Regions from separate parts of the Homo sapiens genome. Here regions 2 and 3 are each linked to region 1. Evidence: chromatin contacts called from ENCODE Hi-C or POLR2A ChIA-PET data. All regions are on one chromosome and are shown on one strand. Each heading gives the region's core, a stretch centred on a gene start or an enhancer-like site at or near the end of the contact. The rest is flanking DNA. Distances are from core to core; before and after follow the strand shown.

Region 1 (4,983 bases), core at 622-3,121:
GGGGAGGGATCTCATGGACCTCCATGGTCGCACCTAGGTGCCTAGGGTCTCGACTAACGGACCCAGCCAGAAAGCCGGCACTCACCTCCGCAGCGCTTCTGCCTGGCTCTGCAGCGCCGCCCGGAGGCGCTCTAGCTCCTCGCAGCCGTCGCTGCTGCCGCAGTTCGCCGGTAGCACAAACAGATCCGCAGCTCCTAACCCCGCGCTGTTCAGCAGAGCTGCTGTCTGATCACGGGCCTGGGCGGCAGTCTGTGAATCCCCAGGACGGAGGTTCCGCACAGCCAGTAGCGGGGTCCCTCGGGCCAGGGCGGCCAGCGCTGCCTCTCCCAGGGCTGGAGCCAACGGTTCCCCGTTCCCCTCGGGTCCGGGCAGCACCAGTACCAGCACGTTGGCTTCCGCCGCCCAGGGCCCCGGCGCTGCGGGTGGGCAGCTCAGCTCGCCCAGAAAAAGGCCTGGGCCCGCAGCTCTTAGGCTGGGAACCCCGGAGTCCGGCCGTCCCTCGGGGGCCTCGAGCGTCTCCACATCCTTGTCGCACAGCGCTGCGATCAGCGCGGACTTCCCCAAGCCCGGAGGCCCCAGGAACAAGGCGGTCACGTCACCCTGCGGCGGAGGCATGGCTGGAAAGCAACGGGTAGAGAAGACCTGGGTCAGGGAGCACCTAGCCTTTTCCTTTCCTAGCCGCCCCACTCGGAACCCAGGCCTCAGTCCTTCACCCTGTCCCCTTCGGTTCTTGAGTGTCACTCTCCAGGACCTAAAAAATCCAGAGCCCAGACCCTATTCCCCCAGAATCCCAGGCGTCCTGTCTGTCCGCCCTCCCTCTAGATGGAAACGTTTCCCTTTCTGCTTCAAAAACTCTGAAATCAGGCGCGGTGGCTCATGCCTGTAATCCCAGTGCTTTGGGAGGCCGAGGCCGGAGGATCGCTTGAGGCCAGGAATTCGAGACCAGCCTGGCCAACATGTGGGGGGACTCTCTGGTAGAGTCTCCGTCTCGATAAAAAATAAAATTTAGCCGGGCATGGTGGTGTGCGCCTGTAGCCCCAGCTACTCGGAAGGCTGCGGCGGGAGGATCGCTTGAGCCCAGGACTTGGAGGCTGCAGTGGGCCGTGATCACACCACCGCACTCCAGCCCAGGCGACAGAGCAAGACCCTCTCTGAAAAATAAATAAAAATAAAACCTCAGAAATCTGGCTTCCAGTCCCTCCTCCCTCGGACACATTGTTATTTTCATCTTTCCCCTTCCCCCTTCCAAATCACCAACCGAGCAAAAAGCCGACCCACGGGAGAGAGCGCAGTCGGTGGCAGTAGGTCAGCAGCTGAGAAGCCCGGCCCCTGGGCCGCGGCGGACGGAGGCCGAAGAGGCCAGGGAGCGGTGATTTAGAGATGCCGGGACCCGTCCCGGTAGCTTTAACCTGACGTCACTCCCTCTCCCAAGGGGGTGTGTCTTGGAAGGCCGACAGCAGAGACCCAGCCCTTCGCCGCGCCTGCGCAGAACGGCCGAAGTGTGCACGCCCCTCTTTGGCGGCCTCAGGGCCTAGAACAATGAATGAGTCAACGCGCCTGCGCGCCACGAGAGCCTACCCACGCATGCGCAAAAGGCTTAGCTAGCTAAGCCGCGGGAGGCTGAACGTCATCAAACGCGCCATAGGGCAGAGAAGGACCCCTCCCGTTATTTTGAGGACCGGGCTGGTGCGACTATACTACTGCCGGATGGCAAATCCGGGATCTCGGCTCCGAGAGGCTCATCTGGCAAAAGGGCGCGGAAACCACGGGGGCCCTGAGACTGAGTGGTCCCTATCCCACTTCTCTCTGGGGCGGCGCTGTAGCCAGCGGCTGACAGGCGCAGCGAAAGGCAGCCCTCTGCTGTAAGGAGGAAAACTGAGGCCTGGGAGCAGGAACCTGTAGGCAGCGCTTGAGGGTAGCGGGATAGCAGCTGCAAGCGCGCGTGGGAGGCGGGGGCTCTGGGCGGAACAAAAATCACAGGATGTCAGAGGATGTTTCCCGGGAAGAACTGGGATAAAGGGTGGGTATCACTACCTGCCCCAAGACACTTGAGATTGGGATGACGCTGGTGTCAAAGATCAAGGCTTCCACGCTGAGTTCAGGGAGTTAGTTTGATGCAGCAGGTCATAGGTCACACCAGTGAGAAGACTCTAGGGGAGTCCCAAACCCAGGAAATCCAGTCCTTTGGGAGGTTTGAAGCTTCTTTTAGCAAGAACTCCATCAATTAGAGTTCAAGGAGATAGTATGTCGTAGGGGTCAAAGGCAGGCAAGGAGAGCCTCTGGCGATGTCAAAGGTCATAGACTTAGGGTGCCCTCTAAGACTGGTAACAGATGAACAGCTTCACTTATGCACGCTCCTCTCCTGACTAGAAGGGTCCCAGCACCATGGAGGACCCGAACCCTGAAGAGAACATGAAGCAGCAGGATTCACCCAAGGAGAGAAGTCCCCAGAGCCCAGGAGGCAACATCTGTGAGTACACATGGCTGGCGGGCTAGAGGAGGGTGGGGTGCAGGAGCTGATGCTAAGATCTCTGTGGCACTTCGGTGTCCAAGGCGCCACAGAGTTTTGCCTGTTGAGAAGGGGCTGTAATGGTCCCTGAGCTGCTCTAGCAGGAAGTGCATCTCCTCACACCAGCTTATGTGGCCAGAGTACTCACCCTCCTCTGGCCACATAAGCAGGATTGCAATGCTTATGCATTCAGAGGGATAGGGTGGCTTCCAGGAGAGGCTTGGGTTGGAGATGTGGCTGGGAATGGTTCTATTGGGAGAGAAACCCCAAGATTCTGGTCCCAACTCTGCCCTAGACTTTCAGTGTAACTTGGGCCTTGGTTTCCTTGACTGTCAAAAGAGGGTGGTACTTCCCACCTCACAGGGTGGGTATGGGATTAACTGCAGCAAAGGGGAAAGCTAGGGGTTAATGATGGTAGCCAGTTTGACATGTAATAGCAACACCTCCTGCTCAGTGTTTTATTATGAGCTAGGTGTATTTATTCTCATATTATGAACCATTTTAACATTCATTATCTCATTGAGTCCTTCTAATAATAGGCCCTTTAAACTGGGAACTGAGGCAGAGAGAGGTATTTGTAACAAGAGCTGTAGTCTCAATGCCCTTGAGCCAGAGACTACCAGGAACACACCTGCAGTTGAACACGTTGGGTTTCTCACTGCAATGAACACAGACCATGGGGGGACTGTGGGGTGTCTCACTAAGAATGGTAAAAACGACACAGGATTTGGGCTTGTGGGTGGTGATTTTGGGGAAGGTTCAAGCAAAATTGTTTTGCTCTGGATTGGATGCTACCAGGAAGCAGGGGCAATTCTATGATTGGCTATCGTAATAAATCTTACCCAGAAGGAGGAAGGAAGGAGGCGAGGCTCAAGCTCTGACTGATAAAGCAGCAGCAGACATTCACATTAGCCAGGATAGGAGGATGTTTGGTCATTTTTCTGCTTGGACAGTATTCATATTTTGTCTGTGCTCAGACATTATGATGATGTAGTCTTGTCTTGATTCATTTTAGTCACAGCGTGGCCTTGTCTGTCCTTGATATTCTGTGAAAATTTATGTTCAACAGAACACCAAGGTCTAGCTGTGAGTACCAGGCCAGATCCTGGATGTCGGGCTGGATTTCTCTGTATCATTAGTCATAATTGCAAATGACTGTACAGCAATTCATTTATTCCTTCCAACGGTCCTATGGAGTAGATACTGTTATTAGCCCATTTTCCAGATAAGGAAACTGGTGTAATTGCCTAGGAAGTGGTGGAGGTGAGATTCAATCCCAAGCAGTCTGGCTCCAAAGGCTGTGCTGTAATCACCATACCCCTCTGTTGGGCAGGCTGACTCTCTGGGTTCCAACCCTGGCTCCACCATTTCCTTTCCTAGCCTCATGACTATGGGCAACTTGCCTAACCTCTTTGAATCTCAGTTTGCTCATCCATAAAATAGGTGCAAGAACAGTTCTCCTGTTTGGTTGTCCAGCATTAGCATAGAACCTAGCACATAACACATTCAATGTTAATTGTTGGTGTGATTCTGGGGTTCAGGAAGAGGTCTTGGAGACTCCTGCTGGCCTCCCCTGACCTCTCCCCCACATTCCTCAGGCCACCTGGGGGCCCCGAAGTGCACCCGCTGCCTCATCACCTTCGCAGATTCCAAGTTCCAGGAGCGTCACATGAAGCGGGAGCACCCAGCGGACTTCGTGGCCCAGAAGCTGCAGGGGGTCCTCTTCATCTGCTTCACCTGCGCCCGCTCCTTCCCCTCCTCCAAAGCCCTAATCACCCACCAGCGCAGCCACGGTCCAGCCGCCAAGCCCACCCTGCCGGTTGCAACCACTACTGCCCAGCCCACCTTCCCTTGTCCTGACTGTGGCAAGACCTTTGGGCAGGCTGTTTCTCTGAGGCGGCACCGCCAGATGCATGAGGTCCGTGCCCCTCCTGGCACCTTCGCCTGCACAGAGTGCGGTCAGGACTTTGCTCAGGAAGCAGGGCTGCATCAACACTACATTCGGCATGCCCGGGGGGAGCTCTGAGTGCAGCTTAAGCCTCTCCACGGTGACGGGTGGCTCTGTGGCTGGTAGGACTCACCCATGATATGGGGTGCAGGAACTCTGGGGGCCCTGAAGGATTTGCTTCCCTCCCCTGGGAAGGCAGAGGGCTCTTAATAAAGAGGACCCAGAAGATTCTTATTTAGAGCTTCAGTCTTTGGAGCACACAGGGCCTTCGTGAGACAGTGAAATCAGATAATAATGAGATCTTTTGTTAAAAAAAAAAAATGGGAAGGGAGTGCGGGAGAGAAATGGTTTGTGTCTCCCTTATTCCCAGTTAAATACCTAGCTGCAGATTGTGCCATCACCCTTCATTCTTCCCAGATGGATGCCATGGGCTATGGGAGCAAATTGCCCTGGACCTTTGCCTGAATGGGGGCAGGAAAGGTGAGGTGTTGCTGGCCTGTAATGCCACCAGGTGAGTTCCAGATGT
Region 2 (4,493 bases), core at 282-2,781, 1.3 Mb after region 1:
TGTTGAGTAATGGAATGGGGAGGGGTCCAGGGCATGCTGTTTAATGAACATTCATAATTGCAACAGCAGTATGATGAATGGGACAAAGATAAAAATAGCAATTGGCCAGATGCAGTGGCTCATTCCTGTAATTCCAGCACTTCGGGAAACTGAGGCGGGAAGCTCGACTGAGTCCAGGAGTTAAGAGACCAGCCTGGGAAACACAGTGAGACCCCGCCTCTACGAAAGTTAGCCGGGCGTGGTGGCACGCACCTGTAGTTCAGCTACTCTGGAGGCTGAGGTAGGAGGATCGATTGAGGCCAGAAGTTCAAGGCTGCAGTAAGCTATGATGGCGCCACTGCACTCCAGCCTGAGTGACAGAGTCCAACCTTGTCTTTAAAAAAATAAAAATTAAAAAAGCAGTAACGAAAGTATAAGAGGCTCAAGTTTAATGAATAAACGGCAAGTAAAAGTAGACTAAAGGCAAAATCATGAATAATGTTGTAATAGGAGCCCAAGGCATGACGGATAATAAACCTGAATGAATGGGCCAGAGGCAGAGTGATGAATAATGGAAAAATAGGGACCGGGGGCAAGGGAGGTAACGGACAGGAGTTCATGGATCCAAAACATGATGGCTAATTAGAGAAGGGCCGGAAGAACGACGAAAGTGAGCAGGCAGGCTGGAGCTAAAAGTAGTCTGGGCAATGAAGCTCAAATGAATGGGGCAGAGGCATGATGGGTAATGGGAGAGGAATGAATGGGCCAAAGATAGAAGCCGCAGTGACGCGAGGAACAAGAGGCATGATGGGTAACGAAAGGGGTGGGTCTAAGGCAACTGTTTCGCTAAGAGGTGATGAGGGCATTGTGGGTAACGAGGAGCAGCGCAGGGTTCGCAGAACAGATTAGAATTCTCCCGAGGCACTCTGGGAAGGGCCAGCACTTCCGGTTTTAGGTCGGCTACTCCGAACCAGAGGTGGGGTGGGGGCCCGGCTGCCGCGGTGCCTGGTGGGACGCGAGGCCTGACCTTGCTGCCTAGCCGCCTCTGCCGCGCAACCCACCTTTACCTGTCCTTCGACCCTGGAACGTTAGCCAATGAGAGTACCAAGCTGATACGCCACCAAGGTCGACCCCGTACACGCTGGAGCCAATCAAAATGCTGCAAGGGTCAAAGCCGACCAATTATCACAGCAACCTCGCCGCGGGGCGGAATCAAAAGAGGGCCTCCTCCAGGAGAGAGGCGGGGCGATGCCTCAGCGGGCGTGGCAAAATGCTCAGCACAGACCAATGGCGGGTTAGCACCGGAACCCGCGGCGACGCGAGCCAATAGGCGCAGGCGCTGCGAGCCAATGGGAAGGGTGGGAGGGGCGCCGTGGCTACCCTGCGAGTGAGAACCAATACAAAAGGACATTTCAGGGAAAGTGGGCGGGACTTTATGCACAAGTCCAATGGGAAGACCGAGTCTTGACGCTGGTGGGCGGGCCTCAGGGCACACTAAACCAATGGGCTAGGTGGGGCGGGGCGACGGTGGTGGCGGCGGCGGCAGCGGGTTCGGTTGCGCGTGGCGCACGGGGTGGGAGCGGAGCCCAGGCCGGGAGCAGGCGCCGCCGCCAGTGAGAACCGGGGCCGGAGCCGGGTGCGGATTTGCTGGGGCTGAGTCGGGGGCGCGCGGGCCCTGACCTCTGCCCTCTGACCTCTCCCCTAGCAGGCGACCATGGGGAACGTGTTGGCTGCCAGCTCGCCGCCCGCAGGGCCGCCACCGCCGCCTGCGCCGGCCCTCGTGGGGCTGCCGCCACCTCCGCCCTCGCCGCCGGGCTTCACGCTGCCGCCGCTGGGAGGCAGCCTGGGCGCCGGCACCAGTACGAGTCGAAGTTCGGAACGGACCCCCGGGGCTGCAACCGCCAGCGCCTCAGGGGCCGCCGAGGATGGGGCCTGCGGCTGCCTGCCCAACCCGGGCACATTCGAGGAGTGCCACCGGAAGTGCAAGGGTGAGGGGCGAGGGGCCCCCGCTGGGCTGCGATGGCCTGGATCTCGGGGGAAGGGGGAGGACACTGGGGACTCTGGGATTTGGCGCGCACCATTGGAATTATTTAACAGCACTAGGAGGTGATGTTGGGATCGAATGGTGGAACGTTGGACTTGGGGCTTAGAATGATGGAATCAAATGCTGGAAACGGGATGGAATGTCATAGCAGTAGAGAAAAGCCTTTAGGGACCTGAGGAGCCCCGGGATCAGCCAAGCCAGACTTCTCTTGTGATCGGGAAGGCAACTGAGGCCCAAGGTCACGGTGTCAGCAAGGTGTCAGCGAGGTTCCTTGGGTATGGGACCCAAAGCCTCCGGATCCCAGCCTGGAGCAATTAGAGTAGTAGTAGTGGTGGAGATTTATGGAGTTCTGTTCTGGTGTTCATTATACGTTAACTCATTAGATCCTTGGGACAATTCTGTGTGGTGAGGGTCCCATCTTTCAGATGATGAGTTTGACCTAAAGTTGCTCAGCTTGGTGGCAGTGAGATTTGAGCAAGCAAAGGCCCTGGCCCTGTCTAACTAGGCTGTACTGCCTCTTTACAGGTGGAATCCTTTGTGAGATGTTCTGCTGTGGGTCTCTGGAGAGAGCTGGGGGTGGTAGGGAAGGAAGAGATGAGAGTTGGTGTGGGGTTGGAGTGGAGTGTGACAGCGTTTCTCTTCTCCAGAGCTGTTTCCCATTCAGATGGAGGGTGTCAAGCTCACAGTCAACAAAGGGTTGAGTAACCATTTTCAGGTGAGCCTTCCTGGTGTCCTTACCCACCAGAGATCGTCCCCGCCGTCCCCCTCCCTGCATCTGCACACTCGGCCCAATTACTCCTCCCTCAAGAGCTGGGCTCCCTGATACTTGAAAAGACTCGGAGATATAGTGCCAGACTGACTACTCAGTTTGGGGACCTAGAATCCAGAGGTACTGTCTCCCCATAGCAGCTAGGCTGGAGTGAAGGAACAGGTCTGTGGGCCTACCGGCAGCACCTCCTTTCTCTGAGTCTCTTAGTCAGGCCGTGCCTCCCAGTCTTCATCCCCTGCCCAGCCCAGAGACCTTGTCCTTGCCCTCTTCAGTGGGCAAGCCTATCTGTCCAGTATCGTCACAGCTCTCGCTTTCCTTCCAGGTCAACCACACAGTAGCCCTCAGCACAATCGGGGAGTCCAACTACCACTTCGGGGTCACATATGTGGGGACAAAGCAGCTGAGTCCCACAGAGGTGAGCTTCCTTTTTCATCCATTCATTGTATCCTTCTAATAACAAATTTGTAGCCAAATGTCAAGCTAAGACGGCCTCATCAGGAAAAGGTCACAGCTACCGAGAGCCTGGAGATGGGGATTGCATCTCTCCGAGGTGCACTGGGACACAAATAATTCCTTCATCCAGCAAACATCCGCCAAACCCCTGCTCTCTGCCTGGCCCCATGCTGAGCAGTGCTGGGGATGTGGCCACAGCCACCCTGTCACCAGACAGCGATGACCCAGGGTGGAAAGGGCTGGACTGTAGATCATGCAGAACTTTGAATGCCAGACTAGGCTTTGGACTTTCTCTAGGGGGTTGTGGAGAGTCATGGCATGGTTTGGTCAAGGGAAAGACGTGGTCCACAGGTTCCCGCTGTAGAAATCTCTGGGGCATCTCTGGGGTGGCCATGTGGGGGCTAGTTATTAGGAAGGGCAAAACTGGAGGCCCAGACAGGGTTGGGGGGACTGAATGAGGTCTCTGCTTCTGTCATTTCCCTTCAGCAAATGTGTTTATTCTGCAAACCTTCATTGCACAACACATTCTGTGCCCAGCCCTGTGCTGGCACACATGACTGAAACAGCATGGGACTCACCCGTGGGGCAGGGGACAGACTGTTCCCAGAGAGTAACAAGCCAGGATGGGCAAGGCTGACATGGGGGAACCCAAAGGTCGGGGAGCCTAACTCAGCTTAGGTGGTCAGAGAGCACTTCGTGGAGGAGGGGACCCCCATCCGAGGCTTTCTGACCCTAGGCTTCTCACCCCGGCCCATCTCACATACTTGCACAGTGCACCACCTCTGACCCCTTCCGTTCTCTCTGCCTCACAGGCGTTCCCTGTACTGGTGGGTGACATGGACAACAGTGGCAGTCTCAACGCTCAGGTCATTCACCAGCTGGGCCCCGGTCTCAGGTCCAAGATGGCCATCCAGGTGAGTGGGGCACGGAGGCTGCTGCTCCCCTCGGCCACCGTGAGCAGGGAGCCGCCCTCACACCCCCTCCTCTCCACAGACCCAGCAGTCGAAGTTTGTGAACTGGCAGGTGGACGGGGAGTATCGGGGCTCTGACTTCACAGCAGCCGTCACCCTGGGGAACCCAGACGTCCTCGTGGGTTCAGGTAAGAGGCGGAGGGCTTGGAGGGTGGTCACAAAACTGCAGTTCTGGCTTTGCCAGCAAATCCACCCCATTTGTGAACCTCCTTTTCTGCCACTGGAGAAGTGGCTCAGCAGGAGTGATTTTGAAACATCAGGCAACATACTACAGTGG
Region 3 (4,576 bases), core at 2,049-4,548, 1.9 Mb after region 1:
GGTTGTTGGTCTGTGTGTGTGTATATATATATATGTGTGTGTGTATGTGTGTATCTATGTGTATATGTGTATATGTGTGTGTTGCTCTCTTGATCTCTGAGTGTTGTGTGTGTGTCAATGTGTGAGATCATATATGCACCTTTAGTAAAGATCTAGGGGTCTCTGTGTGTTTTGGGGGTCTGTACCTGTCCTTGGCTGTACACCTGAACCCTACGTCTTCTTGTGTGTGTAGGGATGTGTGTCATGTGTGTTGATAACCATATGACAGTGTGTGTTTCCACATGCCAGTGTGTGTCTGTGAAGCTGTTTCTATGTGGCTGTGGGTGATTGCCCACGCGTGACCTGGTGAGCGGCTGTGTGGAAGTCTGTGTTGCCTGTGTCGGGTGTGGAGTCTCTGGCCAGCCAGGGTAGGTCTTTGCATGTTTCCTTTATTCCATGGAGGAGGAGATGAGGGGCTTGGATGAGACAGAAGAATGAGGGGTCACTCCCTGTCTGATGCTGGGGCCGAGTCACTGCCTACTAGTGGCTGCTGTGTCATCTCCCAGTCTCTGTCCCTCCCTCCTGGCTGGTGGCAGACAGAGGGGGCGTGGAGGAACAGGGCAGGGGGTGGGCTTGAGGCTGGACTTTTGTCTGGAAACTTGAACCTCCACCTATGCCCCCCACGTCCCTCTAGTCTTCCACATCTCCCTACACCCTCCCTACTATTGGGGCAGGGAATCAGGACTCCCTGAAAATTAAGAACCATCGCCTTGGCTCTGCCACAGGCTTGCTGTGTAGCCCGGAGACAGGCCCTGCCCCTCTCTCAACCTGTGAAATTCAATGTTTTAAAAGTGCTTCTTCCTTTGTGCCCAGGGCTGGGCCAGGCTGTGCACTGGGAGGGAAGTGCTGGGTTCTCTGAGGTTTGTGAAATAGCTGGTAGCACCCTTCCCAGTGGGTGCTTAAGAGTTGGGGGCTGTAGCATCTGAAATACCCAAGTCAGTGCAGGCATAGTGGCTCATGCCTGTAATCCCAGCACTTTGGGAGACCGAGGCAGGCGGATCACCTGAGGTTGGGAGTTCGAAACCAGCCTGGCCAACATGGTGAAACCCCCATCTCTATTAAAAATACAAAAGTTAGGCCGGGCACAGTGGCTTACGCCTGTAATCCCAGCATTTAAGAAGGCCAAGGCGGGAGGATCACCTGAGTTTGGGAGTTTGAGAGCAGCCTGACCAATATGGAGAAACTCTGTCTCTACTAAAAATACAAAAAAACTAGCCAGGCATGGTGGCACATGCCTGTAATCCCAGCTACTCGGGAGGCTGAGGCAGGAGAAGCACTTCAACCCGGGAGGCGGAGGTTGCGGTGAGCCGAGATCGTGCCATTGCACTCCAGCCTGGGCAACAAGAGCAAAACTCTGTCTCAAAAAACAAAACAGAACAAAACAAAAATTAGCCAGGTGTGGTGGCGCACACCTGTAATCCCAGCTACTCGGGAGGCTGAGGCAGGAGAATCACTTGAACCCAGGAGATGTAGGCTGCAGTGAGCCGAGATTGTGGCACTGCACTCCAGCCTGGGCAACAGAGTGAGACTCTGTCAAAAAAAAAAAAAAAAAACGTCAGATTCATGAACCCCATTTGCTAAGAAGATTTGCTCAGGTAGTCACCTGTACCCCTGTGAGCCAAGATTGCAACAGTACATGCTAAGAGCAGTAAGAAGGAGATTGTAAAGCTTAGAAAGACCTGACAGGCCAGGCGCTGTGGCTCACGCCTGTAATCTCGACACTTCGGGAGGCCGAGGCAGGCGGATCACCAGGTCAGGAGTTCAAGACCATCCTGACCAATATGGTGAAACCCCGTCTGTACTAAACATATAAAAATTAGCTTGACGTGGTGGCCCGCGCCTGTAGTCCAGCAACTCGAGAGGCTAAGGTGAGGCGGAGGTTGCAGTGAGCCGAGATCGCCACTGCACTCCAGCCTGGCGGCAGAGCAAGACTCCGTCTCAAAAAAAAAAAAAAAAAAAAAAAAAAAAAGACCTGACAAGTGAAAGCTACTAATATTGCCATTATCATTTAAAAAAACCCCAGACACAGGTTTTTCAGGGAGTTTCATCCAACCAGGCAGGTCTCAGAAATCAGAAAAGAAATGGAAAGGGTAGGAAATCTGGAGTTTGACAATTCTGAGTTTGAATTTCTTGTGATGGGATCTTGGGCAAGTCATTTAACCTCCCTGAGTATCATTTTTTTCTTTTATAAAATGAAGATTTTTCTCTCTTAACCTTCCAGAGCTGTTTTAAGGATTACAAATCTTCTACTGAAAGGCGTAGCACAGGAGCTGTGCTTGGCAAGTGCCAAATACAAGGCATTAATTATTATTATTAGAATTAATAATAATATCCCCTCCCTCTTACACATTCTTTGTCTCCGGGTGGATTAAAAGGTGGAAGGAGAGGCTACCAACACCATCAGAAGAGAGGCTTCTCTCTAAGTTTCATTTCCCATCTCCTCCAAATCCGCATCCCTCCCAAACGCCGGACCTGTAAGGCCAGCAGGGTCCAAGACACACATCCTTTGCCCAGCGGGGAAGATTAAAGCTAAAGCTCAGAGAGGGAAAACATTTCCTAAGCTCGCACAGCGAATCAGGACAGAAACCAGGACGAGCCTCGGAATCCCTCCATTACCTCCACTTTCACCTGAGCATCACAGCCCGCTCGGGACTCAGTTTCCCCACCTACGTGACCACACCACACTAATCAGGGTCTCCTTTTGGAGATCTGCTCTTCTTCTCGAATGGGGGCGCTGCACCATCGGTAGAACAGGGTAGGTGGGGGCGCCAGAGGTGAAGGGGACCTGCAGGCTGGGGTCTTCCCCGCCCGGGTCAGCGGGGTCCCTGCGGGGCTAGTCTAAGCGCCTATTATTACCAGCCCCCGGGGCGGCGTTGCACTGCGCAGGCGCGGGCGGGGCGCGGGCGCGCGCGCGAGCGAGCGAGGGATTCCCTCTGACGTCATTGCTAGGATACCAAACAAACACTCCGCCGCGCCGGCCGAGCTCCTTATATGGCTAATTGCGTCACAGGAACTCCGGGAAGGCGGGGCCGGGATCCCCTCCCGCCGAGTGGCCCGGAACGCAACCCCCGAGACCCCCAGGGCCCCGAGGGTCATGCAAGTGACCAGATCGAGTCTAGAACAGACCTCTTGCTGGACAGTGCGGGACTCGATTTGGCGGGGCCGGAGATTTGGGGAAGTTTGTCCAGCAAGGGGCGGGTGACGTAAGCAGGGGGGCGGGTCCCGGGCATATAAATACAGGCTGGCGGGTCTGTGCTTCATTCATAAGACTCAGAGCTACGGCCACGGCAGGGACACGCGGAACCAAGACTTGGAAACTTGATTGTTGTGGTTCTTCTTGGGGGTTATGAAATTTCATTAATCTTTTTTTTTCCGGGGAGAAAGTTTTTGGAAAGATTCTTCCAGATATTTCTTCATTTTCTTTTGGAGGACCGACTTACTTTTTTTGGTCTTCTTTATTACTCCCCTCCCCCCGTGGGACCCGCCGGACGCGTGGAGGAGACCGTAGCTGAAGCTGATTCTGTACAGCGGGACAGCGCTTTCTGCCCCTGGGGGAGCAACCCCTCCCTCGCCCCTGGGTCCTACGGAGCCTGCACTTTCAAGAGGTACAGCGGCATCCTGTGGGGGCCTGGGCACCGCAGGAAGACTGCACAGAAACTTTGCCATTGTTGGAACGGGACGTTGCTCCTTCCCCGAGCTTCCCCGGACAGCGTACTTTGAGGACTCGCTCAGCTCACCGGGGACTCCCACGGCTCACCCCGGACTTGCACCTTACTTCCCCAACCCGGCCATAGCCTTGGCTTCCCGGCGACCTCAGCGTGGTCACAGGGGCCCCCCTGTGCCCAGGGAAATGTTTCAGGCTTTCCCCGGAGACTACGACTCCGGCTCCCGGTGCAGCTCCTCACCCTCTGCCGAGTCTCAATATCTGTCTTCGGTGGACTCCTTCGGCAGTCCACCCACCGCCGCCGCCTCCCAGGTAAGTTTTTGATAGTAGGGGTGCTGCTTTGTAGGTTTTATTTTTTAAGTCAAGGGTGAAAAGAATAAACCCCAACCCCCACAAAAAGGCGCATCAGAACCCTAGATCTGAGATGGAAAAGGCTCACAGCGCACTTTGCAAACTGCAAAGAGTCGGGAGATGTTTGCAATTGGTTGCGTGCGTGGAGCGCAAGGAGGGAACGCGGCAGGGAGGGTAGGCTTTGGGGCGAGGTGGGGGTGGGGTGGGTAATGCGCTGCTCAATGCAACGTGTATGCGGTAGCGGGGCTGAGAACTTTGAGCCGGCCCCGGGACTGCCCCCTGCTCGGGTCCCAGACCTGAAGCTAGCGCAGTTAGGCAGGTGGGGGAAATCCCGGGGAAGCTTCCAGCAGTCTCTTTTCCTTTCCTCCTCCTTCGGAGCGCCCACTTCGGTGCCGGGTCGCCCTCCACCCATCGGGAAGAGGGGCCTCGAACCCTCAGCCGCGCTGCCTCCGCCTCCTGCGCGGAGACGTAACGGGGGACCCGTGCGTAACGGCTGACGCGCTGGAATCCTCCGTCTGACGC

Evidence for each region. A loop is a pair of places that touch in the nucleus more often than their neighbours do. ChIA-PET counts read pairs that join two places held with the same protein, here RNA polymerase II (POLR2A). Pooled maps may share reads with other maps.
Region 2: a pooled map shows a loop between it and region 1 (10-fold over the local background). The contact joins the promoter of TOMM40 here to the promoter of ZNF576 in region 1. A Hi-C loop is called at or near these places in 1 of 37 single-sample maps with no recorded cell type and 7 of 50 pooled maps. POLR2A ChIA-PET finds 5 or more read pairs at or near these places in 1 of 52 experiments (activated T-cell).
Region 3: a pooled map shows a loop between it and region 1 (9-fold over the local background). The contact joins the promoter of FOSB here to the promoter of ZNF576 in region 1. A Hi-C loop is called at or near these places in 1 of 50 pooled maps. POLR2A ChIA-PET finds 5 or more read pairs at or near these places in 2 of 52 experiments (Caco-2 and activated CD4-positive, alpha-beta T cell).

What each region holds. Positions count from the first base shown.
Region 1 is chr19:43,594,724-43,599,706 of GRCh38, forward strand. ZNF576 (zinc finger protein 576) reads left to right here and starts at 1,872. Exons shown (of 3, transcript NM_001145347.2): 1 at 1,872-2,020; 2 at 2,371-2,470; 3 at 4,108-4,983. The coding sequence starts at 2,386. The coding sequence ends at 4,535. It overlaps IRGQ (immunity related GTPase Q), which reads right to left and starts at 1,411. Exons shown (of 3, transcript NM_001007561.3): 1 at 1,259-1,411; 2 at 86-617. The coding sequence starts at 615. RefSeq lists enhancers at 35-831, 1,017-1,086, 1,487-1,906.
Region 2 is chr19:44,889,723-44,894,215 of GRCh38, forward strand. It overlaps TOMM40 (translocase of outer mitochondrial membrane 40), which reads left to right and starts at 1,532. Exons shown (of 9, transcript NM_001128917.2): 1 at 1,532-1,967; 2 at 2,671-2,738; 3 at 3,115-3,207; 4 at 4,058-4,159; 5 at 4,239-4,344. The coding sequence starts at 1,694. RefSeq lists enhancers at 88-589, 759-918 and a silencer at 1,229-1,868.
Region 3 is chr19:45,464,698-45,469,273 of GRCh38, forward strand. It overlaps FOSB (FosB proto-oncogene, AP-1 transcription factor subunit), which reads left to right and starts at 3,299. Exons shown (of 4, transcript NM_006732.3): 1 at 3,299-4,015. The coding sequence starts at 3,890. RefSeq lists enhancers at 1-491, 492-992, 3,400-4,301 and a silencer at 2,936-3,215.